Linked DNA regions of Mus musculus: all the other regions are linked to region 2. A link is a loop called in an ENCODE intact Hi-C map of the cell type or tissue named here. Cell type or tissue: left cerebral cortex. All regions are shown on one strand. Each heading gives the region's core, and the rest is flanking DNA. Links, peaks and the distances in the headings are about the cores only.

Region 1 (7,876 bases), core at 3,042-5,541, 660 kb after region 2:
GGAGGAAAACACCGACTCTGTAGACATTGCCCTTGGACTTTTCCATACAAACTTGTATACTACAGCAGTATTCAAACATACATACACTAAAATATTTTTAGCAACCAACTTCAGGGAAATTAGTATGCTAGAGTAGAGTTTCCATATATTGGACACCTATATTGGGAAGATCTGGAAGGTTTATCTACCAATACTTTAAGAAACACGTTTACGAGGGGAGCATGAACGTCTATGAAGAGCTCTGTCAGGTCTCTACATGCCAAATGGTACAGTGGGAAATGCTGTCATTTGACTGGGAACTGGGTTGCAATGAGACCTGGGGGTGGAAGGGTCAGGATCCTGCAGGCAGCGTCTGACAGGGCTATACTCAGAGCGGTGAAGATGAAGCTTAAGCTCTAGTCAGTTATCTGGATTGATGGAGAAGCCAGTACATGAAAAAAATGTATGTTCAAGAAAGGTGCAGTCAGTACTTAGAGCCAACAAGAGAGAGACTAACTATGTAGTTCCAGCTGGTAAGGGCAGGGCTGGGTAACAATCATACCATGTGCAGCAGATGCCGGACAAAGATCCAGTGTTTTAGGGTGGCTTTGACTCTGTCCTTCCCTTCTCTATCTCAAATAGGTGAAAATGCTCACTATGCTAATTTATCTTAGAAGTATGTAACATTGTTTTTTATTTTTCAGCTCACAGCTAAGAGTTTGCTTTTCATCACAGAATATGCTGTGGACTTAGACTTTTGATACTAGTGTGATATTAGAACTGTTAAGACTGGAGGATGAGTCATAATGTTATGGTTTGAATATGAAATATCGACACACACTGAATGAAATGCTAGTTTCCCAGCTGATGGTGCTACTTGGGGAGGTTTCCTTCTTCTACCATAGCTCCAGGGATAAAACTCAAATCATCAGGCTTGTGCTGAGCACTTTACCTTCTGAAACATCTCCAGCCCTACTTCTTAGTTTTTACTTCATTGAGTGTAATTATCATTAGTTTTAAACTTTTATTTAACTACATAAACTATATAATTATATAACCACTAGTAATATACTATAATTATCAGAGTTTCATAAAACTATACATTAGTATGCTTATTCTATTGGAAAATTTGTGCTCTTATTGTCTTATATTTAGTTGTATGCATGTTATAAATTCACACTGTATCATTACTGTGATTTAAACAGTTAACTTTAAATTCTCCAGTTATTTAAAACAGGAGAATGGATCTAATTCCTATAGTTTCACAATGGTCCAAAGTAGAGTCTCAGGTAACCAGGACTGGCCATAAATTTATAGCTTAGGATGAACATGACTTCTGGATCCTTCCGACCCCTTCCTCCCAGGAGCTGGAATTATACCAGGCCCAGTTTATGCAGTGCTGGGGATTGAACTCAGGGCATTGTGCTTGCCAGGCAGGCATATTCTACCAACTGAGCCGCATTCTGTGTTGTTCCTATTTGATGACTCTTTGAACTTTTTTTTTATATGAGTATACTGTGGCTGTCTTGAGACACACCAGAAGAGGGCATCAGATCCCATTACAGATGGTTGTGAGCCACCATGTGGTTGCTGGGAATTGAACTCAGGACCTCTGGAAGAGCAGTCAGTCTTTTAACCACTGAGCCATCTTTCTTTGAACTCTTTAGAATTCAGCTTAAATTAACCTCATTTTGAAAGTGTTTGTTCCTAACTATATACAAGTCATCTTCTGCATTGCATAGTTTCTGGTACTTTTGTGTATTACTTATAGAATTGTTTGATTATTTGTCTCATAGTGAGTGGCATATCATAGTCATTTTGCTGAATATTTTATTTTTTTTTTTTACTATGTGACCTTTTATAGTACCCCTATGAAGTTCTTCCTATTTTTTCTCTGCACAGTGAATACATTAAAAACCTAAAATATTTTTTTAAAAGTTAGATATTTTCATGTTATATATATGCAGTGTTTTTATCTGCATGTGTATGTGCACCACATGCATGGCTGAAGCCTACAGAGGTCAGAAGAAGGCATAGATCCTTCTGGATTTGGAGTTACAGATGGAACCAAATCCAGGTTGTCTGTTAGAGTAGCAAATGCTCTTAACCATTTAGGCATTTTGCCAACCTCCTGGAATATTGGTATTAGTAAATAGTATTGACATGTAATGAAGATTATTGACATACATCCAGAAAATGTTTAGACTATTCAGAGGGAATGAAATCATTTTGTATTAGGAGTTACAGAATTGGATGTGTTAAGAGAGAAGATGCTTATTGTAATATAATCTTCAGAGAGATTAGATGAGTTCTATATAGCTTCAAGAAAGTGCACTTAGGACTGCTGTGTTAAAATATGAGAACATAGTGTTCTTTTAGCAAAGGTAGAAATTTTTAGTAGCTAGGACTTTCTCAAAGTAAACAACTAGGTGATTTCTTTTTCCTGGTCCTTTTCACTGCTTTATGGCATACACACTTAGTAGTGTCATTGGTATAAAAGGTCAGAAAAAATGAAAATCACTGAGTATTTACATTAATCCAAATGAGTAAATCTCATAAACGTGGATGAGTAAGATTGTTCAGTGGTTAAGAACTCGTACTGATCTTGCAGAAAGCTGAAACTCAGTTCCTTCCTAGCACCCATAGCAGGCAGCTCATGAACCTCTTGTAACTCCAGTTCTGGGGTGTCTGATACCCTCTTCTGGCCCCTGTGGTCACCCTTACAGCCCCCACATGTACGTATAAATAAATCCTGTTAATGTGGAAGAGGGAAATCTCAAGAGGTCCCAACCTTAGACAAATAACTAAAGGCAACTAAGGACTGCTGAGAGTGGGGGAAAATAGTGTAGCCAAGAAAGTGTCCTCCAGTTGGCTTCCTAATAACAAGCAGTCAGTCCTGAGCATATATATACATGAGTGTATACACATTATATAGACTGAACAGATTTTATGTATTTAGGAGTATATATTCATATACATGTGTGTGCATGTCTCTGTTCTCTCACAAATTCATAAGCTCTGGCATCTTACACACAAAGTATAGGGAGTCAGGGAGAAGAGATTGGAAGGAGAAAATGATATTTAATTAAAGTAAAAACTTTAAAGTGAAAAACCATAACCTCAGAGGAGAATCTCCAATGTAATTTTATTCAAAGAAACAAGATACATATTCAAAATGAGCTAATTCACATAAAGATGAAAACAGGCCAGACACACTCTTAACAGACGTAATGGGAGAAAATGTATAGTTTTTACTTCTAAAGTCTTATGTACTGATTGAAGATGAACTTTTTGGTTTTAGGCTGGGGATACAGCCCAGTTGATAGATTGTTCTCCTTCTCTGAGGTCATTCCTTAGCACTCCAAGTAAATAAACTTACCTACTCGCTAAAAGTTCTGGTTTAATCTTTTTTTTTTTTTTTTTTAAAGAACAAGGAAGGAAATGATAAAGATTCAAATTTTCATCTAACTAGGCAACACTTTCCATCTAACTAGGCAACACTTCTAGGCTTTTAAATACTAAAATATGTAAATTATTTTAATATACATTAAATATGTCAGTGCTTTAATTTCAGAAGTAAATATAACCAAAGGTTACTAAAACTATTTCTTGCTTACACCAAACTCTTACTTCTGACTCTCGTAAGAATTTACTGGAATTGTATTATCTACATAATTGCTACTGACTTGTCATTGAGCTGACCTTCTTTAATTTCCAGTGCATATTTTTTTTAAAACCTTGACCTGATCCTGCTTGATCTTCAGATGTATAACGTAACAAGATCCAACTAAGTGTGCTTTACCAGGTCTTCAATGCAAAATAGTACTCAAGAATTGCATGACCGATTCTCTTAAAAAAAAAAATGAAATTTCCCCTCCAAAATCCTGTTTGTTATCAGAATTTTAAATCAAAGATAGCAGAATCCCAGGCCTTTGGTGACCCCCTGGAATGATGAAATGAGAGTAACAGGAGGGAGTGGAACACTGAGAGTCTACCTAACATAATTGTATAAAGAGGACAGCTCCTGCTCAACTCTGCTCTGTTAGAATGTGGATTGTGGTGACAAATGACATCATATTTAAAGTATGTTAGTTAATTAGCTAGCAATTCAGTTGGTTAGCTGTAAATGCCGTATAACTTAGCTAAAACAATTCTGGATAGAATCGAGTGTTGTAGCTGTTAGTTAATGAAACTTTAAGGCATAATTTATTTGATGAAATAATGATTTTGTTTTTCATTGTGCTTTACATATAGTCGCCAGAGATATGTTCTTGGTGACACAGCAATGCAGAAGATGGCCAAGTCCTGTGTCTTCTTAAGTGGTATGGGTGGTCTTGGAGTGGAAATTGGTAAGCAGTATTTTTTTTCCTATAATTTCTATGATACTTTTGCGTAAGATAAAAAATATTACTCTTATTTTCTTTAAAGGAAATTAGCTTCCAAATATTGGTCAAATTTTTTAACAAAATATTTTGTAGCAGAGGTATGATCTTCCACCAAAAACAAAGCCAATACTTATTTGGTAACCTTAATAACTATTACATAGCATACCTTTGTTCTGTGTTTTGTTTTTTTAGTCAGGGTCTTACCATATATCCCTAGCTGTCTGAAACTCAATATGTATACCATGCTGGCCTTGAATTCAGAAAAATATCCATCTCTCTTTGTCTCCTTGGGATTAAAGGCATGTGCCACTAGACCTGGCTAAATGATGATTCTTACTTTATTATGGTTTCATAGTGTGTTCATTAAAACACTGAAAAATGAATAGATATCTTTTAACGCTTTGATTATGCAAAATTGTATCAGTTCGTATTTTCTAACTTTCTTAAACAAGTAAAAAAAGTTACAGTTACTCAGAAGTGTGATGAAACTCCATGAATCTGTTTGGTATGAATTTACAAAGCTAAGTTATTCTTTTTTCTTTTTCCTTTACAGCAAAGAATCTTGTTCTTGCAGGGATTAAGGTGAGTGTCTACCCTCAGAATGAAAAGTTGTTTATTGTGAACTGTTTCGTTTTTTGCTGAATTTCAGTGATCGTGTACTTTGTCTTGTTTTCTATTTTACATACCTGAATCATTAATGCTGTTGTTCTTTTTCTTAATTTATTGAAAATTTAAACATAAAAAGAGTCACCTAACACATTTTTTATTTCCTATCACACAGCTTAGGTTACCAACTCGGCATACATGTACGTTTTATATATTTGCTTCCCCGTCCCTGCTCTCTGCAACTGCTAAATTCTTTTCATAAGAACTCAAGCTGTTTTATCATTCTTAAATATTTTTAGTATATATCTTTAATATAACCACAACTTAGTACCATTTCAACACCTTAAATGTATTAGTTTTTTTATTACTATAAAATCATTTACTTCAAAATTTAACAGCATCATTTGTTATACCTAGTTTGCATGCGCAAAGATTTTAGCCTGTTCTTTGGTTACTATCTTTCACAAGACTGCAAACAGTATTTATAGGATCTGTAGTCATTTTGAGTGTAGTTTGTCAAATAATTTGTTTGCAAAGCTCACATTTGGTTGTAGCCAGCCAGGTTGTGGGACTTCAGACCTTGTTTCTTACTGGCTATGGACCAGAGGTTACTCTCAGTTTCTAGCCTGTTTCCATAGAGCTGCTGATAGTTGGACAGCTGGCTTCATCAAGCACTAAACGAGAGAAAGACAACACTAGCCCATAATCAAGCGGAGAGGGTTATCCAAAAGCCTAACTTTCAGAAGTATGGGGTGTTAGTGCCGCTGTGGAACCTTGCTAGCATAAGCACAAAATGCCCAGTTGAGAGTTCAGCTTTGTTTTGTTGACAAATCTATTTTAAAGTTTATTTTGTTCTAATCAGGAGCCAAGGAGAATCTGTATATTGTATCTTTTTCTTTTAATCTGTAGGTTTTCCTTCCCTAATTTTTTTTCACCCTAACAAAATTTATTTAATGAAAAAAGTAGCTATTTTATGACATTTATAGTGGCATGTGTCTGATTCCAGCTTTTCGAAGGCAGGAAGGAGAAAGACTTACAGGTGGAAGACCTAGCCTAGTGTACCTAGCGAGTTCCAGGCCAGCCAGGGCTACATAGCAAGGTCTATCTCCAACAAAATAGAAAGAATGGGAAAAAAATGTTGCATGTACTGTGTCTTATATTTTCCTATAAACCGGTAGTCCTAGCCAGAGTCAAAATGAGATTTGATTCCTTTAGCAAGACTATTTCACAGGAAGTATACTATGTCCTACCAGGAGACAATAATAACCTATTTTCTCTTCTTCATTATTACTTTAGCCATTAACCATCAGAATCTTAATTCATTACTTCCTTAATTATAGTTGTCATTTCCCCTTTGTTCATTAATTGTAATAGTATTTTAGAAATATTTTTCTCTTTATTGATTACCTGATTTCACTATAAAGTTTATAGACTGCATGTACAAAAGCAGGATAAATTCTGAATTTTTACCACCCCCCCAAAAGTCATCCTGACCATCCCTCAGCTGTGACTATTGAACTTTGATTACATATGTACCATGGTAAACTTGTGCATTTAAATATACTGTGTTGTGTTTTTGTTCATTGTATAGTCTATTTTTAATATAAAAATTGGTTCATCTTTCCAGTGGAATCTTTACGTTTCTGAGGTTTTGTGGCATAACACCTGGAGTCTTTGTCATTTTAAGTCTTGTTGAGGGATAAAGATGAAACGTTAGTCATCAGGAAGCACTGAATTGTATTCAGATTTAATACGTTTCTAATTCCCTTGTAGGAATGGATTACTTTTTTACTTTCCTTTTTTGTACATATTCTTTTATTGTAAAATTCATGTTTTTAATGACAGTCCATTTGCCCTGTATTATATTTTACTTATATGACGTGGTTTCAGAATACAATTTAAATATTACTAATTACTGAAAATTATATCTTTTTTTTTTTTTTTACAAAGCAATATGAATCACATCTCATTTTTCCAATTTTTAAATTGAAATTAAATAACAAATATGGAAAAAACACTTGAAAATTCCTTGGACACATTTGAAATTTTCCTATTACACATTTCAATCAATAGATATTTTCTACATATCTATGTTCTTTTTAACTATTTTAATATGCATTTTAGAAAATCATTTGAGAAAGACAGAGCTCTTTTTCAGAAAATGTCTTGCTATACATCTACTAGCCCCAGCTCACCTCAAACTTGTGATGTTCCTGTTTCTTTTTTTTTTTTTTTCAGATATGGATTTTATTTTTTTTTCCATTTTTTATTAGGTATTTAACTCATTTACATTTCCAATGCTATACCAAAAGTCCCCCATATCCACCCACCCCCACTCCCCTGCCCACCCACTCCCCCTTTTTGGCCCTGGTGTTCCCCTGTACTGGGGCATATAAAGTTTGCAAGTCCAATGGGCCTCTCTTTCCTGTGATGGCCGACTAGGCCATCGAAAATTATATCTTTTATCCTTTTCTAAAATCCCTTACTTTTGACTGATAGCTTTATAAAAAAAATCATATTCAATAACTCCTCCAGTCAATCGTGCCAACTACATAAAAGCAGTTTGGATTATTTCAGATTGGATTCTAAGTATCATTTAGTGTCACTTTTTAAATTCAATATTATTACTTTTTATGTTTATTTCATTCAACTTTAAGCATTAAATAAAAAATATTTTCAGGTTAGTCTGGTTTCTATACTCTTTTTCCCTCCTAAGACCATCCACTTTTAAATTTTATTTACTCATTTGTATTTAAATATAAGCAAATATATGTATGCATAAATATTCCATTCAACTTTATGTATGTGTCTCTTCCTGTGCTTCTTAAAGTGCCTTGCTTTTTATTGTTTAACATCCTGTCCCTACGATTACTGCATAGTGATAATTATTTGTTTTATTTTTTTAA
Region 2 (7,876 bases), core at 3,633-6,132:
GTAAATCTCACTTGTAGTGAAAAACAAAACTCGGCCTTCAAATGATTTACATTAAAGAAATATCAGTGTACCAAGTATCCATTGTCCTCCAAAACTTTTGAGTGTTAATATATTAACCTGAAAATATTATCTAGGTACACCTAATAATTTTAAAAGGTAAAACCCTTTCTACCTTTATATCTACTTTAGGTAGGCTGGACTTGGTTATCTTTGGTAAAACAGTTCATGCAGGTTAGTAAGTAAGATAGCTAATTAGTGAGTCAATGTAAAAAAAATTTACTTAAAAAATTATTAACCAATAAAACTGATCTTATAAAATGAAGAAATGTATCAATCTGAGACTATAAAGATCAACACAGGTAACATTCTAACATTGAAGCCACTGTATTTGTTTCTTTTTCCCAAAAGGTATCATCAAATAGTTCACAATGATAAGCCATGTTTTCTTTGGCCTTTACAATTATAAACCTGGAATTAAAAAACAATAAAAACCATTTTTACCCATATCAACTAAAACAATAACCTGTCATCTCACTTTCACAGTATTTATTCTGTACATGCATGTGTGTGTATGAGGTCAGCTCTCTCTCCCTCCACTGTTAAGGCACTGGGGTTCAAACTAGGTCCTCAGGTTTCATTGCCTGTATCTTTTTACCTGTTGAACCATGTCACAAATTTTATTAAGTTTCCATTATCACTTAATAATTTTCTAAATAACTATACACATGTAAACCAGGAAGGAAGAAGAAAAAAAGTTCAATGCACTGTAATTATAATTTTTAATTTATTCTGCTTCTACATGTTATAGCATGGACATTTATTTTTGCAAAATACTGTAAGAAACAAAACATACTTTACTTAACCAATTTTGTATTTATCTAACAATTTAGATGCCTTTCAACTTTTGCTATAGAAAATAAGTGTAAAATCATACATAGGCTGGAGAGATGTCCCAGTGTTAAAGAGATATTTTGAGTTCAGTTCCCAGCACCCACAGTAGCCAGTGCCCAGCTGGCTCAACTCCAGCTCCAGGTAAACTGATGTTCTTCTATACTCTGTGGGCACCTGCACTCACATGTACACAGACACACATACATAAAATAATTTTAAAAAGTGAACAATCTGATGTATAATGCAACGCATGTCTCTAATCCCACTCTTTAGGACACAGAGGCAGAGGAATCTTTGCTAGTCTCAAGCCCCGCCTGGTCTATACACTGAGTCCCAGGGTCAGCCAGTGCTACAGAGAGACCCTATCTTAAAATAACAAAACAAAAACAAGCAAACAAAAAAAAATCTTTCAAACAAAAACTAAAATTTTAAAAGGTCTGCAGAGTTTTGGGCTTCTCTATTAAAATTCACATACAGTGCTTCACTTAGTTGTGGGAAGTCTGGCTGGGCCACATCACCACTCATCAACCTTTGACTCTTCACATCACTCTTCACTCATACAACCGCATGGAGCATTTCCATCCTCCTCCACTTTCATCAACAGAAAGAACAGTATTTACCCGTCTCATCTGTCTCCTCAGTCTTGACTTAATATAAAGTTTAGCCTGGCTTGTAATTCAGTGATATTTGTGCTTCAGCCCTTTGTGTTGGTATTACTGACCTGTGTCCCCACACTTCATTTCTTATTTGTAACATATACTTCTAATTCCTTTGAATTCTAACAAAGTCAACTCATCAATGAAATTCATATATTTAATGTCACATGTAACATTATTTAATGTCACATGTAACTTGCTGAATTAGCCTTTTCTGTACAATGATTTGGTATCACCATAAAGTTTTTTATGTAACTCATGTTACATAGTTAACTCATGTTATAAAAATTACACCAATTTCTCTAATAAACATAATTAAGTCTTAATCCTTTTTAAGATACCAGAAAGCAGGTTAAACATGTACTGCTTATGTCCGTAAAAATACAAACTGGGGCCAAAGAGATGGCCCAGTGGTTAAGAACACCAACGGCTCTCCCAGAGATCCTGAGTTCAATTCCCAGCAACCACAAGGTGGCTCACGATCATTTGTAATGGGATTACAAATGTAAAACACTGACCACATACTCACATACATAAGATAAGTAAATCTTTAAAAAAAAAAAAAAAAACTTAAAAATTGTGCGGCAATAAATAGCCCCAAAATTGTTAAGACAACTAAAAGAGTAATTGTTTTGCAATGAAATAAATATATCAGATCTTAACAACTGCTAGGAAAACTTTATTTTTCCTTAACATTCAATATGAGTTTATTAAGGCAGTGAACAGGTAAAAAAAATTAAATAAATAAACATTGTTTTTAAGTTTAACACACCAATGTCATCAATATAGTAAGTCTAAGAATAAAGAATCCCATCACCCCCAAAAGGGCAGCAGAAACTAAATAAATTAATCAAATTACTACAGAATTTTAACATTATTCCCAACCCGTTGCCCTTTCTCTGTATTGATTTAATTTACCTGCAAATCCAGTCTATTTTAAAAACACCTCCAAGCATTTTAGCACTCATTCCTGCTGGAAGCACCCAGTGTATAGGAGATCCGCCATGGTGTGATTCTGAAGACAATCTGGCAAAACCTAGGGGACCACAGTATCACATTTGTCACTGTCACTGCAATTGTTATTTTCATATACCCAAAGTAACAAATTACTTTTATCCTTACCTTGAAATTTTCCACTTTCTCTGACAGAAAATATTAATATAACACTCCTTGCAGATCTAAATGCAAGATTTAATTTCTTCTCATTTACAGGCAATGTGGACCATACACCCTACAGAAATAATGCAAAGATCACAAATTAAAATCAAGTACTATAGTGATAAAAAAAGTAAAAGTTACTATGTTGGTATTTGAAATTTTAAAAAAACTTAACAGAAAAATCTCATTTGTTAACTGGGAATTAGTTATCTGATAAAATATGAAAAGATTAACAACTTTATAAAATCTAAAAAAGTGGATTGTCAGGCAAATCTTATGAACTTGAATTCTTTATCAATCACTGCAATTACTCTAAAATTAAAATCAATTTTTATGGTAGGTATGTGTTACTGAACAGTGAGTGCATCACCACTTCTGTCTTCCTAAATAGGTGTGCTTAATCACATAATGTAAAATGGTTTCGCAGCAATAAAACCATAAGTGAAAATGCTAAAAATTCTAGTTTTTCATAAGTTCAAATTTTTTATGTAACTAAAAGATTTTTTTAACTAGAGCTGACACATAGTTATTTAAGCTATTTAGACTCCTACAGTAGTTCTAACCAATTTATATTTTAAAAGAAAGAGTAAAAAGGAAAGAGAGAGAGAGAAAGAGAGAGGAAGAAGTTAAAAAAAGCCAAAGAGAAAGATTAAGACAACGAAGCTCTCATTTCTTTGGAGCAAGTCTCTTCATTCACATTTCAGCACTATTATTTCAGCTTAAAACCACTGTTAAAGAACAGTGTAACTGGCTGCTCATTGCTTTCTCCTTCTAAAGTTTTATGAGTAAGCATCAACCCAAATCAGAAATACTACCAACTGAAATACAGTTAGAAATGTGAACATTTTGATAACATCAGTTGAAAATGTTACTCAACTTAAGCTAAGAATTTTACGGTATTTTAAAAACTGATGTAAAACACAAAACATAAGTTTCTTATTTCTGTATCCTCCAGCAACTAACTAACAGTACCGGTAAAAATCTACAGTGGACCTTTACAGCTAGAGCCCCCTTCTTCCTAAACCCAGGTGACTGGATATAAATATAAATATATTAATAGCTGGATATAAAAGAAATATTAACAGAAAAAAACATATATTATGGTATAAATTATATACTCTTCAACACTCCTGTGATTTCTAGTAAGATAGAAATGTAAATTCATACCACTACCAGGTTTCCTAACTTGCCACAGACCAGATCTGAATTGGCAACTAAGCAGAGTCAAAGCATCTTAGGCAGCTGGAGGTAGTTTTCATTGATCATTACGCCTCACTTAAGTTTTAGGATTAGGAATGTTTCAATGGGGCTGACGGTGATACCTTTGCTTTGGCAAGAGACACATTCTCATGGTTATTACTCTTTATGAGGAAAAATCTTGCATCCTGAAGGACATATTTGAGTTTACTGGTTTGATCTGGAAAAGAAAAAAATAATTCCATTTTCATTAACCATGGACTTTACTACACACAGGTGTGCCAACTATAGTAAATTAGCCCTCCAAACCCAGCTCAACTGCAAAATCTCAAGTCACCCAGTCAGCCTAGAAAGCTCAGGCACAACACAACAAAGCAAAGCTGAGGAGGGGCAGCACTGCAGGGCAGCCTCGCCCAGCGATGTTCCGATGTATCAGACCCATGCTCAAGTATGACAACGGCTTTAAGTTTTATAAACTTTTGAAGGGTTCATTCAAAGATTGATCATAGACTATTAATGCTGTCAAACATGTGTCCAAATGTGAATATATCAACATATCTAGAAAACAAAATACCGCAAGCTGTCTATAATTATTGTGAAAAATAGGCAATAGAAAGCAGATACAAAGCGTGGGAGATTTCTATTTAAGTTCTTAATGCTTTCTCCCGGAACACGATATATCGGAACATGACCACACTAAAACCAAGTACTAATGGAAAACCAATAAGGTAAAATAATGACTTTATGGAGCATGCAATGAAAACAATTTCAAATTTAAATGATACCTTTTCGGACAGCACGAACGGAAGATGATAATTTCTCATGCTTCTTTTCTGAACCTGTATTTAGCCAAAGTACATTTGTTCAGATTGAGCTTAATAGATGAAGACAAAATTTCTACAGTCTTGTCACATAAAATTCTCATTCCAGACAAATTCTTCCTGGCGCACCCACACACACAAAAATACTTCTCCATGTGTACGAGTGTTTGCTTTTTGGGTTGTTCGAATTTTTTTTTTTTTTTTTGATATTTGAACAGTTTCCCACTCAGAAAACTAGTCACTGAATCATCATCTTCCAAGAGAAAAAAAAATGTGAAAATTGAAAATTTCACTGAAGCAGTAACAGAACAGGATTAAAATAAGAAAAAGCTTAGTCTCCTCTAGAATTATTACACTGAACATGCCAAAATTCAGTACTAATGAACATCAACAATTCACACTAAACTACAACCTCCACACTTTCTAAAGCAAGTTCCAGTCAGTAATCTATGATCCTAAAGTCAAGTGGGATTACCTGCATATGACTCTGATGCAGAACTGCCACTTCTATCAAAGACAATGGGTGATATGCCTCGAGCTCTCTTCCTTTCCTTCTTTTTCTCATCTGAAACAAACAAAAGATCCAGACAAGGTATAAACTATCACAATACAAAAGAAGCTAGCATAGGAATTCAAAGGAGAACTTGTCCTAGTCTTGTTACCCAGCGCTTAAACAGTAATCATGTTTTTTCCCCTTCTCATTGCTCGAACTTCCTCAGTCTCACTTAAAAATTTATGTTTGACACTGTCACACATTTCAAGTAATAAAAACGCATGAATCAGAGAAGATATCAGGTACTTACTTAACTTACTTAACTTTTTTATGAAAAAAGCTTTCCACAACGGAGGGAAATTTGTAAAGCGAATATAATTTTCTTCAGTAAAACTTAGTATGTATTTTCAATGTACTCTGGAGTGCTACACTAAGTCCTGTGACTTGTGTAAATTACTTAAGTCTTATTGTGATGTATCTAAACATCAGAACACAAAAGATTCACACTAGAAAACACACACATATGAACATAACCAAATCTGGTTTCCCCACTTCTATGTCTTCAATTCTATTTTTTTACCATTTCTGCTCTAGATCACTCTTTTTGTTTACTTTAAAATTTACCGGGCTGGAGAGATGGCTCAGCGGTTAAGAGCACTGACTTCCAAGGTCCTTCCTGAGTTCAATTCCCAGCAACCACATGGTGGCTCACAGCCATCTGTAATGGGACCTGATGCCCTCTTCTGGTGTGTCTGAAGACAGCTACAGTATATTCATATACATAAATAAATCTTAAAAAAAAGTACCACTGAGGTCTTAATGGCAGTCCATGTCTTTACTTCTGAGAATGGGGGATCTTCAGCACACAGAAAAATCACGCTTAGTGTGGAACTTTATAAATACATATGAGGACTGAAACTGGATTCAGCCCCTTGCCATTGTAGCCATAAAATGATACACCCCTTGAACCTCTTTAGCTGGGAGATAAGATGTAATTTAAAAAGTATAAAATATGTATGTTTTTGTAAAAACAATGAAAATCTTAAAAAGACTTATCAATGGTCACACATACAGTACTCTTCTATATAAATTCAGTTAACTAAATTCTCCTCTCTCTTAATTCTTAAAGCACACTCAATGAAATTTACAAATAGGAAACCTTAACCAAAATAAATAAATAAAAACATGGAGGTGAGAGAAACAAAGTTATGCTAAAGTCATACATTTCCTCAATTGTAAGACACAATTTGAAAAGCCGGCCTTCAAGCTAAAGAATACAAGACTTGTCTTCTATTCTTCTTGAGTAAATGAAAAAGATACTTCTACAGCTTGTTTTGTTGTTGGTTTTTTTTTAAAACACTAATACTAGGATGTGCCCTAAAACAAGTGTTGCAGATTGCCCATGTTATTTAATGTATGAACCAAGGACATTCTGACATTTCTTGAGTAATGATACCAAAAACTTAAAGCCAGATGAGCACACTAGGACTAGCTAATCTTTTGGTGTTTTTGTTGTTGTTGTTGTTTTGTTTTAAAAAAAGAAAATTGTTAGTACACTGTTTTCAAAGCTTTCTTCCTTTATCATTTCAAGAGTAAAAACTTTACAAATTCGTTACAAAATACACCTTAGAGCATAATTCATCTTATAAACACAGAGATAATATGGTGGGAAGGGACCAGTGCAGGAGATTTTGCCCAACTAAATTTATACAGCAGAGCAAACCTGGCATTAGAAAATGAAATGGCAAAAAAATGCTGAGCATATTATATGAATAAATTCTATTTTTTAAGTACATGAAGGTTATGACTCAGAGATCAAAAGCATAATTAAACTCTCCTAGAAAACTAAAGCTTTTAGTCAACCAGTGAGTCATTTTATAAATTACTAAAAATTGTGAGAAAAAGGAAACTGGAGAAAGTGGAATCTAGAAAACGAGTGCATTGAAATTAATTGTGGTCCCTGGTATTTAAAACTAGCATACCCAAGTCAAAGTTCCACAGTAACCTCATTTTTCAGGCAATGTATACCAAGACACACACACACACACACACACACACACACACACACACCCCTAAGAAAAATAATCTGTGTATAAAAGGTATCTTAAATAGATACCACATAAGACATTTTCTGAATTCTAGATATCTCTTTTAAAACTATAGAAAGTATTGATTTATTGTAAAATGATAGGCCATCATTTCAATTTGAAATGCATTTGCTATAAAATCAAGATAGTATGAAGTAATCTAACTAGATTAACAGATTCATGTAAGAACTTACTAAAAACTATTTCAGGGCCTAATCATTTCAATAAAACCCATTACTTGGTTCAATACCCAAAACATAATAATTCCTGTACAAAAATTCCCTCTATTCTATGAGTAGTTTTACATATATTCAGAATAATTAAAGATTCTTCATATAAGCTATACTTTTTTTGTTTTATACAGACCAGATTGGTCTTAAATCCACAATCTTCCTGCCTTACCTTCTCAAGTACCTAAGCTATCTCAGTCAACTCATATGCATAGATCTCATATTTCAAGAAAAAGACTGTATTGTTTTGTTTCTATGGCTACTTGATGGAAAACTAAGAGGCATTCTACCTTGGAAATGTCCTATAATAACTAGTGGGAAAAATACATGTAAGTATATAGCA
Region 3 (7,876 bases), core at 2,550-5,049, 670 kb after region 2:
TGTTGAAACTCAATGGTTTTTAACAATATGCATTTACTTGTTCTGGTTATATCTTTTAAAAGTTAATATTTAGTTGATAAACTGTGGCTTAATAAGCGTTAGAGAGTTGAAAAATAAATATGAGTAAATTACAGCGTAGAACACAGAAATCAGGAAAAGTTTGAGTAAAAAATTAAAAGAAAATTTAGCTTATATGAAAAAGTTTACTTTATGACATTGCTGTTTCTAGAAATAGTAAAACTGAGTGTCACCCAGGAGAGATGCCTCTGTGCCTCTGTGGGTAAATTATTTGCTATCCAAGCAAAAGAACTGAGTTCAGATCTGCAACACCCATGCTGAGCCCCATCGCTTCCTAGACATCCACCCTAGCTAATTAATGAGTCTGAGACTGTCTCAAAGAGTATAGTAGAAAGTGATAGAGGAAAACTCCAGATGGTGCCTCTGGCTTATACAAACATACTTAAAGTTTACACATGCATGTACTGCACATAAGAAAACGATGTCAGAAGTTTTGACTGAAAAAATTTCCAGTACCTGATGAACACAAGTCTTTAGATTAAAAAGTGCTAGAGCTAGTACTAGGCCTTATATAATTTATACTCTTAATATAATACCTTGTTGTGTTTCATAAATACTGACAGAAAACACTAAGGGATAGGCCATAAAATTGATCTATCAGAAACACAAATTTTAACACAAATAGGAACCCAAGAAAAACGTCAATTCCAAAAGTAAAAAAGTACTTTCTAGTGTCCAATGTCAAAGAAAACTTAGTAATGAAGTATCTGATAAAGGAAAGCAGTGGTTATAAAGAACCTCTAGGAATATTTGAAGAAATTAAAGAAAACAATACATAAGAAATTAAAAAAAAACCTTGGAAAAATAGTAGGAAGAAAGAGCTAAACAAATGAGACAAATATAGTTGACAGTTTCTAACGGTGGACTAAGATCAAGGGAGAGAGACTGTCTAAGCTTAGAAGCAGGCCTTTTGAAATAAAAAAGTAAGAAATGAAAAGGGCTTTGAAGATCATTGACAACCCAGTAAACAAACATTTCCCTTTTGGGATGCCTAAGAAAAGAAAAGAAAAAAAAAAAAAAAAAAAAACGATTCAAAGAAGTTCTACCTGCAAGCCTCTGTAATCTTGGGATCCATAGTTAAGGGGATTATGACCATGCAGAATTCTGTCCCTGTTATATTGTAGTAAGATTGCCAGAAACAGAAGGCAGGTGGCAATAAAACTCAGTTTTACAGTAATTGTGTGACATGTACAAGTCCCACTGTTGAGTTCCTGATCTCATGCCTTTCTCATTTACAAGTATATGTAATCTTTCCATTAGACTTACCGTAGTTTGCTCAATATCATTCCATTTCAGAAGATAGTAATTCAGCAAGCTTTATATATACTTGGATATATATAACCTATCCTTCCAAGATGAAAAAGACATTTTCATGATACAGCAGAAAAAATGAAGGAATTGATTACTACCAGACCAGCCTGTCAAAAGATGCTCAAGGGAGTCCACATCCAGAAGAAAAAGAGCCATACCTACTGTTGTGTATACATGAAAGTACCCCACTTGGAAAGAAGACACAGAAAGGGAAAATGCAGAGCCAAGCCACATAGAGGAGCAGTTCACATTCTAAGATGCCCTCATTTAACAGCCAGCAAACTGTTCAACAGAAACTTTAACAAGAGGGGATGGAATGACATTTTTTTTTCATTCCATGAAGAAAGGCAAACTCAAACAAATGATATTCAAAACAAATAGAAAAAAATGGACATTCTTATATTATCTATATTAATTTTAAGTGTAAGTGGACTATATTCCCCAGTTAGATGATGCAAATGGACTGAATCTAAAACAAGATTCAACAGTGTAGTGTCTATCAGAACTCCATTAGTAGTGAGCACACAGAGACTGAAAGTGTTAAAAAAAAATGGAAAAAAGGTATTCCAAGCCTGAGAAGATAGTTTACCTAAGTTTGTTTTCTCTGAAAGCATGAGGGAGCACTCAGATAAAAAACAGGTCATGGCTTTGCCAGCACTGGGGTGGGACTATGACAGGTGGATTCTGAGAGCTAGCCTAGCTATCCCAGCCATCCTAGCAGAAATGTGCTAGGATATTTCTTGCTCAAGAAGAGGCCATGATTCAGGGCAATATGGCAATCCTCTTAGAATAGGAAAGAAGAGCTGGAGAGATGGCTCAGTGGTCAAGAGCACTGACTGCTCTTCTGAAGTTCCTGAGTTCAAATCTCAGGAACCACATGATGGCTCACGACCATCTGTAATCAGGAACCACATGATGGCTCACGACCATCTGTAATGAGATCTGACATCCTCTTCTGGGGTGTCTGAAGACAGCTACAGTGTACTTACATAGAATAAGTAAATAAAAAAAAAAGAATAGGAAAGAAACCCCCAAAGTCCTTCTCTGCATGTCAAGTGTGTGTGTGTATACAAAAAGAGATTCCATGCAACTGTAAACCAAAAGTGAGCAGGAGTGGGTATTCTTACACAGAATAGATGTAAAAACAAAAACAAAACTGTAAAACAGCAAGTCATTTAATCAGGAATCAATTCAATATCTGACAACAAGCATTAGCTCTAAAGGAGAAGTAGGATCCAGGACAGTGTTAGGACTTCCAGTATCATCATTGTACAGATCTTCAGACACAACAAACAGCAAGCTGGTTGTGGTAACACACTCCCAGTATTTGAGAGGCCAAGAAAGAAAAAAAGAAAGAAGGATTGTCATAGCTTAAAAACATGCTGAGTTATCCTGAGTTCAAGGCCAACTATAATGATACCCTTTCTCAATTCTCTCCCATACAAAAATGCAACATTGAAGTACTATAGCTAATATACTGAGCAGCATGTATAGAATATACGTCCTCAGCACATGAAACGCTCCTTAAAATATACCATGTATTAGGACATTAAAAATAAATCTTGAGACATTCACAAAAATTACAGAAGTGAAGACTAGGAATGTAGCGTAGTCAATAGATTGCTTATGCACAAAGCTTTTGAGTTTAATTGCCAGCATTAAATAAATGTGGGACATGCCTAAAGCCTTGCCACTCTAAACATGGAGGCAGGAGGACCAGAAATTCAGTGTCATCTTTAGCAACACAAAGTTCATGGCTACTCTGTACTGCATGAGACCCTGTCTCAAAGAAAAAAATATTGTGTCCTGTCTGACCACTATGTAATAAAATGAAGAATAACAAAATAAACTTCAAAAATCTTACCCACTCAAACTAGAAAGCTATTATTTTAAAAAAAAATCATTCTGGCAAGAATCTACCACAAAAGGGAATTTTTTTAATTAAAAAAAAAAACAAAAAAACATAGTTATCATACTTCTAGGTATATAACCAATCTGAATGAAATCAGCTTGCCATAGAGGCACATGCCCATGCTCCCTGCAGCACTGTTCACCTTAAACATATGTAAGCAAACGTAAATGCCCTTCCTTCAGTATGTTCATAAAGAAAACTTGGTTTATGAGTATGTGTGTGTCTGTCCGTTTGTCTTTACTCATAAAAACATGCCGGTGTGGGGAAAAGTGTAAAAGAATGTCTAGCTTTACCAGTATATAGTATGTGCATATATTGATGTATAACACAGCTTACTAATATATACAATTGACATGATGAAGCTTTAGGGCATGGGCATTATCTTAGGTTCCTTTTTTACTACCACCAATTCTGCTCTTCTCCCAACCAGTGCAGTACAGAGGTCTTAGTAGATGCCTCCTTGAGTATTGGGTAGTGGGTAGCTTTAAAGGGAAACATTGAGCTAGAGAACCTGCTGTTTGGCAGTAAGTCTTTTATCATGAAGGAGATATTACCTCCTGCCTCAGGTTTTAAAAAGGAAGAGTGATCAGGACATTCTTGGCATACCTCATAAGAGTACAAACACTGAGGAAAGCATAGAACTGAGAACCTATTGGTTTTGATGTTTGATAGGCAAATGGCTTTAAGAAATTATTTGACCTCTATCAGTATAATCTATATCAAAATCTTGTTTTCACACCTACTTTTATCACAGTGTTAATAAAAAATAAGTACTGAAAATTATCTGCAATCTTAAATAATATTGTGATTTTACTAATATTATTGTAAATAAAGGTTTATTTTGTAAATCTATTGAATACAGAAATTAGAGAGTTATGACCAATATCCTTGAAAATTGTAATTGATACTCTTGAAGCTTGTCTGAAAGTAATGTTTTGTTAGCTAGATTAGTGATTATAGGACAGCGACAGATAAGTCTCCAGCCCTCTATTGGAAGACTACAAAACAACATAGGGTGTAAGGTTTGCTTCTAATTGTGAGTTCTTTAGAGTAAAGGAATTTATTTTATGTAAGCATATGCTCTTTCTATATTTTTATTTTGGTTTTGCCACTTTGTACTTCTATATATAATTAATTCTAGGCCAGAATTCAATATAGGATAGTAACTTTTGTGAAGATAACTATGATTCTTTGGTAGAATTTGAATGTATATGTTTCCTATTGAGAAGGTATATTATAAAAGTTATTGTGTACTTTCTGATCTTTATTTTATTCTCAACAGTGTGTAGTATTGACTGAAATAAAACTGACATTACAAAAGAAGATCAACAATTTTTGCCATTCTCATTGCCCTCCAATTAAGGTAATATATATAATTTAATAATTATAATATTAATATTCAGCTAACTAAAGGAAGAACATTTTTCATATTCCAGTTTATAGCTTTTCACTAAGTTACATAAAGGGCTTTGTGTGTATAGTCACACTAAGATGATTTTTTAAAATAAACTTTTATCTTTAAAGACTTGTAGATAAGCAGGCATAGAGGTGCACTAAGGAGTCAGGAGCAAGGCTGGTAGACACCTGCGCATTTCAAGGCCAGCCCAGGCTACACATCAAGTTCCAAGTTAGGTAGTGAGACTCTAACCAAAAAAGTACAACAAAGAAACAATTTATAACTACACACCCACACACAAAACACACCCCCAAATTAAGAAGACTCAGCTATGTAAGTCTCAGTCTACACAGAATAATCATTCTGATTCTTCTACACAAAACAGTCACTCTAAAGTTATAAAGTTCCGTGTTTCATTTTACCTTCTGACGATGGAATGTGTTCTCCACCACCTAGAACAATATCCCAGGCAGTTCAAACTGGAACAAGGAGCTTTGTTTTTGTCTTTCATACTTTGTCTACTGCCTGCATTTAGTCTTTTCTCATGATCTAATACTGATTCTTTCTTGTTCTCTTTTGTACATGTTTATACTGTCCTACTGATACTTTTATTTGCGTATATTCGTATATTATTGGCTAGATTCTTTATATCAGGAATATATAGGGAGAACGTTTGAATTTTCCTCCAGAGAATGTACAACCTTAATGATACATTTTAAGTGGATCCGTTGTGATGCAAATTATGTGACTGTTTTTCTTTAAAGCTGAATAGACTTGTGATGCCTATAGAAAGAGCTTTAAGCACAAAAACATAATTTTTTACAGAATCTTGGGATAGAGACTGCCATTATAAAAATAATTTTTAATAGAGCATTTGTTACTGTATTAAAGAACCTCATGTGTACGTTTCTTGGCTTGGTTTGCACTTTGACGTCTGTGGCCTTCTTTCTGTAGACTACTCCCAGCTTAACGTCCTCTTCTAATTTCCACTAACTAGTGCTTTTGGTGAGTGTACACTCATTTCTGTTTCTGTAAAATAATAACTACTCATTCCTAGGCAATTAAACTAGGATAATTGTATCTTATGTGTTGAACTTAAAATTTATGACCAAGCCAGAATTTTTGTTATTGAAATGACAAGAGTATGTAATGGTGATACATTGAAGGTATTTTTAATTTCATTGTGTCAGAAACCCACTCACCAAATACCACATTTCTTAACCCCCAAACTAATTTATAAATGATTCATTCTGTACATGAATAATGTTACATTTCAGGGAATATACTTAATTCTAAATGAAGTCATGAATTGATGTAAGATAACTGAAGTGGTTTTTTTTCTATTCACATACATTTATTTTTGTCTTTTCAGTTCATTAGTGCAGATGTACATGGAATTTGGTCCAGGTTGTTTTGTGATTTTGGTGATGAATTTGAAGTTTCAGATACAACAGGAGAAGAACCAAAAGAAATTTTCATTTCAAACATAACGCAAGTATGATTATTTTAATACAATTTAGGAGTATAAGAATACTAATTTTTAATATTCATAGATGATTATTTGTAAAAACTTGTAAAAAAATAACAGAATATAAAAACTTGGTGGTCAATAACCTACTCTTATTTTTAGGCTAATCCAGGTATTGTCACTTGCCTTGAAAGTCATCCTCACAAGCTTGAGACAGGACAGTTCCTAACATTTCGAGAAATTCATGGAATGACAGGCTTAAATGGATCTGTACAACAGATAACTGGTAAGTTTACATGTTTTATTAATTTACTTTTAGTTATTTAGCCTATTTATAAACATATACTTCATTCGGTGTTTTGAACACATCGCCTCATATTGACTTGATTCACATCTCTGAGCTTCAAATCAGTATATTCAAGGGAGGACATACTGAACCGTGGTAATACTACAAGGAAGAAAGTGAAGTGTAGAAATACACTATGAGAAAATACAAGTTGAAATTTCAAATCTTTACACGAGTAAGAATACAGTTATGAAAAATTGTAGGTGAACAAAGATTCCTGCTTGAGCAACCTACTTTAGGGATGTAAGAAGTTGTGTAGGTTTTGGAGAATATATGATGATAATTCAAGTGTGAATGAGATGGCAGTGAAATAGTGAATGGAGATGATTGTTAAATCTATGTTGTGTTCACTGAATTGAATATTTAAGCAGGCAAGTTTGGAGTCTTTGTTTTTTCCCCTCTTTGCCTTGCTTCTAGAGGACTTACAGATTATTACTCAAGGGGATAGAGGATGCTAAAGTCAGAGCTTTGAGAGAATACCCATTTTTAAAGTGGAAAGTTGATAGTGAATGGGAATGTATGGCCCATTTGAAGTAATTTATATCATTATTAATCTATATAATTTGTATTTTACCTGTAGTTGTGTTTAAAATATAAAGTGCTATACAATTTGCAGCATAACTTTGTGGCATGTTTGCATAGTTGAAGGACAGTGATGACTCACTTGTATCTTTTGGGCACTTAAAAAGTACAGTCAGGTGTGATTGCCCCAGTTACCATAATCACCCCCAGTAAGGGTCCGTTTTCTCCACATCCTCACCAGCATTTGTCATTTTTGTTTGGGTTGTTTGATTTTGATAAATATGTTTTAATTTGCATTTTCCTGATGACTAAAGATATTGAGCACGTTTAAAGATATGTATTGCCAGGTTTTTTCTTTAGAACTCTGTAAGTTCATTGACCTATTGATTGTGTAGCAGCTTTATGTATTTGTTCTGTGTCGTTGAAATTAGTCTCAATATTAGCAGTTTTGAAATACAGCTGGCAGATTACTTACTTCTACTCTATGGCTGGTCACTCCTCCTGCTGATGGTGTTTTTTGGTATGCAAACGCTTTCTAATTTGATGTTTGAGTACATTTGTCTTAAATAGAGGTTCAGATCATAATGTTAAAGAATTTGTATTTGTTTAGGGAAAGTTGGCTAACTTGATAATTCGGAATTATATTTGTTCACGTTGGCTACCATTTAGTGTTAGAATGTGGTGATCAGATGAGATGCTTAGAGCTACCTATATAGTAAGAAACTGCCTGACAGCAACAAATCAAGTCTTTTACATTAAAACCCACTTTATTCTTTTTTTTTAAAGATTTATTTCTTTATTATATGTAAGTACACTGTAGCTGTCCTCAGATATTCCAGAAGA
Region 4 (7,876 bases), core at 2,530-5,029, 680 kb after region 2:
TTGTTTCTAAAGGTTCTACTCTTAACCTCAATATTTAAAGTTCAAATCGAAGGATTTAAAATGAGAATTCATGCCACAAAATGGTAGAGGAGAATGAAGTTGTACTTTGGTGATTTGCTAGCTTTGATAATTAAGTAATTTTAGTAATATATATATATAGATGGGGCATTACTGTAAGATTTTTCTCAACTATGCAGTTCTATTGGACATTGGTTTATTTTATGTGCAGGGGAGGTAGCAGGTGAGCAGCAAGGAGATAATACAGCATCTGATTGGAGGTCAGAGGCTGGACTCCATCAGAGGTCATCAGGCTTGGTGGTAGGCCATTTCACTGGCCACAGAGTTTTATGTAGTACAGGGAGATACACCCTGAAGCTGTTATGTTCCACTTTATATTATTAGATATGATACCTTATCTTAACAGTAAATATATTATGATAAGAAATGAACAGTTTCCAAATTTATAAACACTAATTTAAAAAAACAGTTGTTTTTTTTTTATAAATGTTTTCTGGAGTGGTTCTGGTTTTGGATTTGGTTTCAGATTTTTGAGTCAGGGCGTATACATAGCCCAGGCTGACCTTGAAATCTGAGATCTACCTGCTTCCGAGTGCCGCCTCCTGGGTGCTGAGGCTAAAAGTGTCACCATGTCCAGTGGTACAAATGTTTATTATTGGCATTCAGCTGATATTTATTATGAATAACCTAGTAAACACTAATTATTTGGAAAATGCTTCTTAAAATACCTTTATTGTGTTGATGTCAAATCATTTAACTTTCCTAATGGTAATCATTATATTACACTCTATTATGAGGGTGAAATTAAATAATAGTTGGAAAACATTTACCCTAATCTATAGCACTTAACAAATGTTGGACAATATTTTTTTTCCAAATAGGCACCTTTAGAGATTCATCTCGCTATGCTTGCCTTGGACCAGTTTCAGGAGAACTATAACCGTAAGCCAAATATCAGGTAATGCTTTTGGTTCTAAAACTAATGCTGCTGCTGCTGCTGCTGCTGCTGCTGCTGCTGCTGCTGCTGCTGCTCCTTCTCCTTCTTCTTCTTCTCTTCTCCTCTTCTTCCTCCTCCTTTCCCCCCCCCTCTCTTTATGAAAACCATGTCTCAAAAATTATAGGTTGATAATAGAACTAACCTTTAATTACATTACTCACATAACTAGTAACATTATTACATTACTGGTAAATATGCTAAATTGCACAAATATGACATTTAAGGTGATTTATTATTGGTGGAAGTAGAAAGATCCATTTGTAAGAATGGAATCATACCACACGGGAATTTTTCATATTTAGAGACTTTAAAATCTATAGGTTTTAAAATCAGAACCTCTTCTAATTGGTGAACTGGCAATCTGTGATAATGTTTTCTAGCCTAAGTTAGAAATTGCAAGCTTCTTACCTTGTATGTTTAAATCTCAGTCTCATATGTTGTCTTAGATGACCATGATTTTGACGTAATGTCTTATGACTATAAGACAGCTAACTTTGAAGCTTAAAAAAACCTAAAAGTTAGATTAAACTTTGAAGTTAGATTAAAACACATTGTATTATATTTTGAATATAACCTTGGTGATAATTCCAAAAATTGAAGTTGTATTTTTGTTTCAAACTATAGATGTCAGCAGGATTCAGATGAACTATTGAAGCTAACAGTATCTATAAATGAAACCTTGGAAGAGAAGGTAAGTATCAATAAAATTATGGTTGGCTATGTATTTGTTTATAACATAAATACATATTAATATTTTCCTACATTTAGATCTTCCCTATGCTACCTACTGATTCTGTGGCATTAATAAAGAAGCTCTTTTGTTCTACTTTAGTTTATGTATCTATAAAATTAGATGAACTTAGCTTACAAGTTGTAAACATTAAGTAATTTTATTTCATAAAGTACTGATAATACCATGTGTCATTTAATAACTATTATTTGCTGCTTTTATTTTTATATTAGTGTTAGTATTGTTTTATGGATAAAACTACAAATACATCGATTTTTATATTGATAAATATTTTCATTTTTCTTGTGAGAATACTTAGAAATACATTGAAAATTCACATAATAGATGTAAAATATGGTGTTTAACTTACAAGAAATTGGCGCTTTTTTGAGACAGGCTCTCACTAAGTAGCCCTCTCTGGTCTAAAACTCAGCATATGAAGGCCAGCCCCAAATTCAGAGAGATCCACCTGTCTCAGCCTGCAGGGCTGCTGAGAGTAAAGGAGTAGTCACTGTGACTAACCTGTGTGCTTGCAAAGCAGCTTCACTATGTTGCATTTTTACAAGATCTATATCAGGTTCAGTAACAACAACCTCTTCAAAACTCTGTTTCCCTTCTCATTGTAACCACATTATTATTTGTGTGTATCACATGGATTTGAGCTGCATTTCACTAAAGTTACAGCTAATCTGAGCCTATGTTTTTATGTGCCTATTGACATTTGTACATTTCTTTGGTGGCTTTTCAAATCTTTGCTTATTTTTTAATTATTGGGGGCTCGATAGTTTATAGTTTTTATATAAGTCTTATTAAAATACATGCTTTATAAATAATCTTATACTTAATTTATTGGGTTTTTTCTCATAGTTTATATCATATATATGTCATATATATGATATATATATATATTTTTTTCCTTAAGCATTGTAGAATGTTGCAATGCTGAGTTAGATCCTGCCCAGGCCTTATGTATACTAGGCAGGCACCTACCACTGAGCTATATCCACAGCCATAAGCTTTTTTACTAACGCCTCAGAGTTCTGTGCTCTTCAGAGTGGATTATAATTTTGGCAGGGTTATAGTTTCTTTAAAAAATCTAGTAGAACTCATCAATAAAACTCTGATCCTGACTTTGTTTTGTTAGGATTCTTATCCCTTTTGTTTCATTCTGTTTGCTCATTGTATGTCCCATTTAGATGGGTTTTGTATTCTTTTGGTCCAGTTTTGATAGGTCATAGATGTCTAGAAAGTTATTCTTTTTTTCCCTAGATTTTCTTAGTTATTGGTTTATTTTTTTTTAGTAAGTATTTCCCATTCTTCTGCATTTCAGTGTTTTCTATCAAACACCTTTTTTGATCTTTTGATTTCCTTTTGGTTATTTTGACACTATGTTAATCTTTTATCCTTTCACAGAATTTTAGTTTCATTATTTTGGTTTCTACTTCATTAATTTCTGATCTGCATTACTTCTTGTACCACTTTATGTTTGTTCTTTGAGTTCAAACAAACTGGGTTGTCTTGCTGGACCATATTTCTTATGTTTATATAATATTCTTTGTTCACCTGTTAGGACATAACATCTTTTTTTTTTCTATCATATTTTTGTATGATAACCTTTGTGGGAATCCTCTTATTGAACTCTTAATCCTCATTGCTGCTCAAGGAGTGACCATAGTAGTGACAGTAACAATTTAAGAACAAACCAGATACAGAAAATTAAAAAAAAATAAATGTCAGTTGTAAATAGGAATTACACCTTTAATACTAGTAGACAAGAAATACTCTAGGAATTAGGGTAAATGAGTAAAGATGTAGAAATATTGAAAATTAAACAGTAAGAGGTGATAGAGAAAGGATACAAAGAAAGCACGATATGACAAGAAAATGGGAGATGCTATTACAGAAAATAACAGTGAAGAAATCCACAAAGCCACAGAAAGGCTGCTTGGTGTTTCTTCATTGCTGAGGAGTTGCAGGTTAGAACTGCTTTATTTTCCTCCCTCAAGCTTATCATTTTGCAATTTACTTGATGTTGGGGATAAGAAAGAGGGAAGCCAGGTGGTGGTGGTGCCCACCTTTAGTCCTAGTACCAGGGAGACAGAAATCTCTGATCTTGAGGCTAGCCTGGTTTACAGAGTGCCTTCCAGGACAGCCAAGGCTGTCTCCACAAAACAAACAAACAAACAAACAAACAAAAAACCACCAACAACAAAAAAACAAAAGAATAGCAACAAGAAACAAACCAACAAAAAAGAGGGTATTGAGTTGTTTTTCTCTCTGACACCAGATACTCTAAATAGCAATCTAGACCACAGTTAGAAAAGCAGAATTGAACAGAGACTAGTAAAAAGAAAACACTGCTTAAGGTAACATGCAAATTGGTATTTTATTATGAGATTAAGGTATTTTTATTTAGGAAGGAAATTTGGTAGTTTGGTTGGGTTTGTTTGTTTATTGGAAGTTAGATTCTAATGCTATTGATAACTTAGTTCCTGCAGTCTCAGGTACTGTCTGTGAGTACTGTTAGTATCATTGTTGTCTGTGGTTTGTGTTTTAGCCTGAAGTGAATGCTGACATTGTGCACTGGCTTTCGTGGACTGCCCAAGGCTTTTTACCACCACTCGCTGCTGCAGTTGGAGGTGTTGCTAGCCAAGAAGTCTTAAAAGCTGTGACGGGGAAGTTCTCGCCCTTGTGTCAATGGGTTAGTTCAGTATTTCCTATTTCTTTACATTTTAAGTGTTCCATAAAATCAATGAGTTGTTAATTATAGTGTGGTATAAATATATCTTTATATTTAGTATTATATACACTATTATGTATTATATATAATTATATATTAACTATAAAAGAAAAGGCAAATAATTATGTAATCAAAATTCAGAAATTTAATTCTTTAATTGAAGCTAACAGAAGCATATATTTTGTCTGTTGGGATATGACCCAATTGCTTTCTCAGATGTATTTCCTTACATGTACTTTAAAAATCACTGCTTCTGTTCTACAATTTTTCTCTAGTACTTTGGCTTAGTTACCATTTTGGGGTTCTCTGGGCTCTTGAACTAGTTCTGTAGAAAGTTTGCCATCACAAATTTTCAGGTTTAATTAATGCCTGATATTGCCTGAAGATAGAGAATATAGGAATGGTCTAAATTTGAGAGCTGTGTAAGATAAAAGCATCATAAGAATTAAAACATTTAAGCCGGGCATGGTGGCACATGCCTTTAATCCCAGCACTTGGGAGGCAGAGGCAGGCGGATTTCTGAGTTCAAGGCCAGCCTGGTCTACAGAGTGAGTTCCAGGACAGTCAGGGCTACACAGAGAAATCCTGTCTTGAAAAACAAAACAAAACAAAAAATAATTAAAATATTTGATTCTGTTACAAGAAGGAAAATAAGTGGCAGGAAGTCTGCGCATACTGCTTAAGTCCTTTCTGTTTGAGTTGATTTTGAATATAATACAGCACCTATACAATGCCATTTTTCTGCTGTTATTTAAAATAGATTACAAATTGATGGTGGAAGTTGGCATAGTTTTAACTATTAATATCATATGAAGTATACATTCTGTTATTAATATAGTAATGTTACAATGATATTATCATCTCATTTTGTTCAAATTTAAAACAAGTTACTTACTTAATTGAAAATATGCATGTATGAGCTAGTTTTGTGTCAACTAGACACAGGCTGGAGTTATCATAGAGAAAGGAGCTTCAGTTGAGGAAATGCCTCCATGAGATCCAACTCTAAGGCATTTTCTCAATTAGTGATCTAGGGTGGGAAGGCACATTGTGGGTGGTGCCATCTCTGGGCTGGTAGTCTTGGGTTCTATAAGAGAGCAGGCTGAGCAAGCCAGGGGAGGCAAGCCAGTAAAGAACATCCCTCCATGGCCTCTGCATCAGCTCCTGCTTCCTGACCCATTTGAGTTCCAGTCCTGACTTTCTTTGGTGATGAACAGTAATGTGGGAAGTGTAAGCTGAATAAACCCTTTCCTCCCCAATTTGCTTCTTGGTCATGATGTTTTGTGCAGGAATAGAAACCCTGACTAAAACAATGCATAAGACTTCTTTAATTATTACCGAGTTAAAGAAATTCTTTTCAGAACTAAAAATGTTGAAGCTGTCTTCCTGGATCTTGTCTTTTATAATTATATATGAGGTAAAAGATGACATAAAATATCTCCAGTAGGAAATACACTCTACATACTTTTTTTCAAGCTAATCATACTGTTTATTCAAATGTAACTAAAATTGAATGGGAACTCCAAAGTTTTTTTGTAGTTATGAACAGATTTTGAGGTAAAATTTCCTCTAAATATTAAAAAAAAATAATAAAATTATCCTTAGGATTGATAAGTGATATGAATTAAATTACATACCTTTAACAGTCCTTTTAGGTTTCTCAGTTTTAAGAATATATGTTATAACCATGATTTTTCTAATACTTTACATTGAATTGCCATTTTTATTATCTTCCACGATTATTAAATAACTATAAGAGAAAAGCTGCAGGGTTTTTTTAGTGACTTAAGTCTTAATCGTTATGTTTTTAATCTTGTCTTCAGTTGTACCTTGAAGCAGCAGATACTGTGGAATCCCTAGGCAATCCTGGGCATGAAGAGTTTCTCCCACGGTAAAGCTGAAACTTGGATTATTTTTTTCTTAGTATCTCTTTAAGAAGCAGAGATAGAACAATTTTGTGTAAGCATTCCTCTCTTAGGTGTCTTTCCTCCTGACATTTTACTTCTTGGTTTGTTACTTCTTTGCCTAGTGATTAAATATTGCAGTAGTACTATGTCTTTTTACCACTTTATATGTAGTGATACAGATTTTCGGCTTATATACATGAGAGTGGTTAGCATTCAAAAGCCATAATATTAATGAATAAGATTGCTATACATGATTTTTTTAAAAATAAGTCTCTTTCCATTTGAGGCCATAAATTCAAAATCAGTTAAAACTTTAGAGATTTCATTATCTCAGAAAACCACAGAACCCAGAGTTCTGCCTTCAGTGTAAATGAATTAATAACTCCAAATCCCTTCTGTAGATTCCTCTAAAAACTTTTTTTAAATATTATGATCTTTATAATTTTTTTCTTAAATACAATAGTCCCTCTTTATCTGCAGTTTAACTTTCTCAGATTTTAGTTGCATGTAAATTATCGAAAAGTACAAAAATGGAAAAGTACAGAAATAAACTATTGATAAATTTAAATTACATATACTTGGGTACAAAGTGATAACATCACACGCTGTCCTTCCTGGGATGGGAATCATCCTTCTGTCTGTCCATTAATCCTTTAGAAGCTCAGAAGTATATTCTGTTTTAAAGTACAATATTAAATTGTTACTAACAATAATCAATAGTATTTTTATATCTTTCTGTTTTCTTGGTAAATGTTTTTTCAGAGGAGATAGATATGATGCCATACGTGCCTGCATTGGAAATACATTGTGTCAGAAGCTACAAAATTTGAATATCTTCTTAGTAAGTGTGAATGAAGATGGGAATAAGTAACATGTTCAAAATGTTGTTGAATGTCAAGTTAATTTTTAAAGTCAACTTGATGTAAATGAGTAACTGATAAATCATACAATCTCCAGAGCTTAATATGTTTACTTCCTGGTCCTCCTACGTAAAACTTAGTCAATTTAGGATCTGAAGAGTATTCATTTCAAAATAAAGCATGAATGTAACAGCTTTCAACATTAAATGGTTTTCTAGAAGTACTTTAAAAACACATTTTTTGAAACTACATTTAAAAATGAGTAAATGTATTCTCTTTTTTTAAATATCTTAGTTTATTTTGAGAGAAAATTTTCACAAGAGCATAAATGTTGTTGGCTAGTCTTAAAAATACTACTTTTAGTAATCATAATTTTGTTTATTTGTTTTTGTTTTTCGAGACAGGGTTTCTCTGTAGCCCTGGCTGTCCTGAAACTTACTCTGTAGACCAGGCTGGCCTCAAACTCAGAAATCTGCCTGCCTCTGCCTCCCAAGTGCTGGGATTAAAGGAGTGCGCCACCACTGCCCGGCAGTAATCATTTTTGTAAAGTAATATCTTAAAGATTAGCAATTACTGCTGAGATTTTTTTTTTCATATAGATAGAATATAATCAGGTTTCAAATA

The links. A loop is a pair of places that touch in the nucleus more often than their neighbours do. Peaks named below come from ENCODE experiments on the same cell type or tissue, not always from the same donor. Only the 100,000 strongest peaks of a DNase experiment are listed, where the experiment ranks them.
Region 1: it touches region 2 in a loop (4-fold over the local background); 6 of 42 quality-filtered maps call a loop at or near these places.
Region 3: a loop joins it to region 2, with 4 times the contacts of the local background. A loop is called at or near these places in 9 of 42 quality-filtered maps.
Region 4: a loop joins it to region 2, with 4 times the contacts of the local background. A loop is called at or near these places in 7 of 42 quality-filtered maps.

The regions. Positions count from the first base shown.
Region 1 is chr5:86,161,149-86,169,024 of GRCm38, reverse strand. It overlaps Uba6 (ubiquitin-like modifier activating enzyme 6), which reads left to right. Exons shown (of 33, transcript NM_172712.2): 3 at 4,234-4,328; 4 at 4,918-4,946. Among named protein-coding and RNA genes, the nearest start is that of Uba6, 7.7 kb to the left of the region's middle. In left cerebral cortex, for the core only: no CTCF peak of the experiment used is centred there; no DNase peak of the experiment used is centred there.
Region 2 is chr5:86,817,498-86,825,373 of GRCm38, reverse strand. Ythdc1 (YTH domain containing 1) reads right to left here. Exons shown (of 17, transcript NM_001347375.1): 5 at 5,199-5,288; 6 at 4,688-4,741; 7 at 4,028-4,122; 8 at 2,670-2,778; 9 at 2,466-2,583. Among named protein-coding and RNA genes, the nearest start is that of Ythdc1, 17 kb to the right of the region's middle. In left cerebral cortex, for the core only: no CTCF peak of the experiment used is centred there; a DNase peak (open chromatin) is centred at 4,847.
Region 3 is chr5:86,151,142-86,159,017 of GRCm38, reverse strand. Uba6 (ubiquitin-like modifier activating enzyme 6) reads left to right here. Exons shown (of 33, transcript NM_172712.2): 7 at 4,584-4,664; 8 at 6,070-6,192; 9 at 6,328-6,451. Among named protein-coding and RNA genes, the nearest start is that of Uba6, 18 kb to the left of the region's middle. In left cerebral cortex, for the core only: no CTCF peak of the experiment used is centred there; no DNase peak of the experiment used is centred there.
Region 4 is chr5:86,140,905-86,148,780 of GRCm38, reverse strand. It overlaps Uba6 (ubiquitin-like modifier activating enzyme 6), which reads left to right. Exons shown (of 33, transcript NM_172712.2): 12 at 900-976; 13 at 1,640-1,706; 14 at 4,303-4,446; 15 at 6,309-6,376; 16 at 7,155-7,233. Among named protein-coding and RNA genes, the nearest start is that of Uba6, 28 kb to the left of the region's middle. In left cerebral cortex, for the core only: no CTCF peak of the experiment used is centred there; no DNase peak of the experiment used is centred there.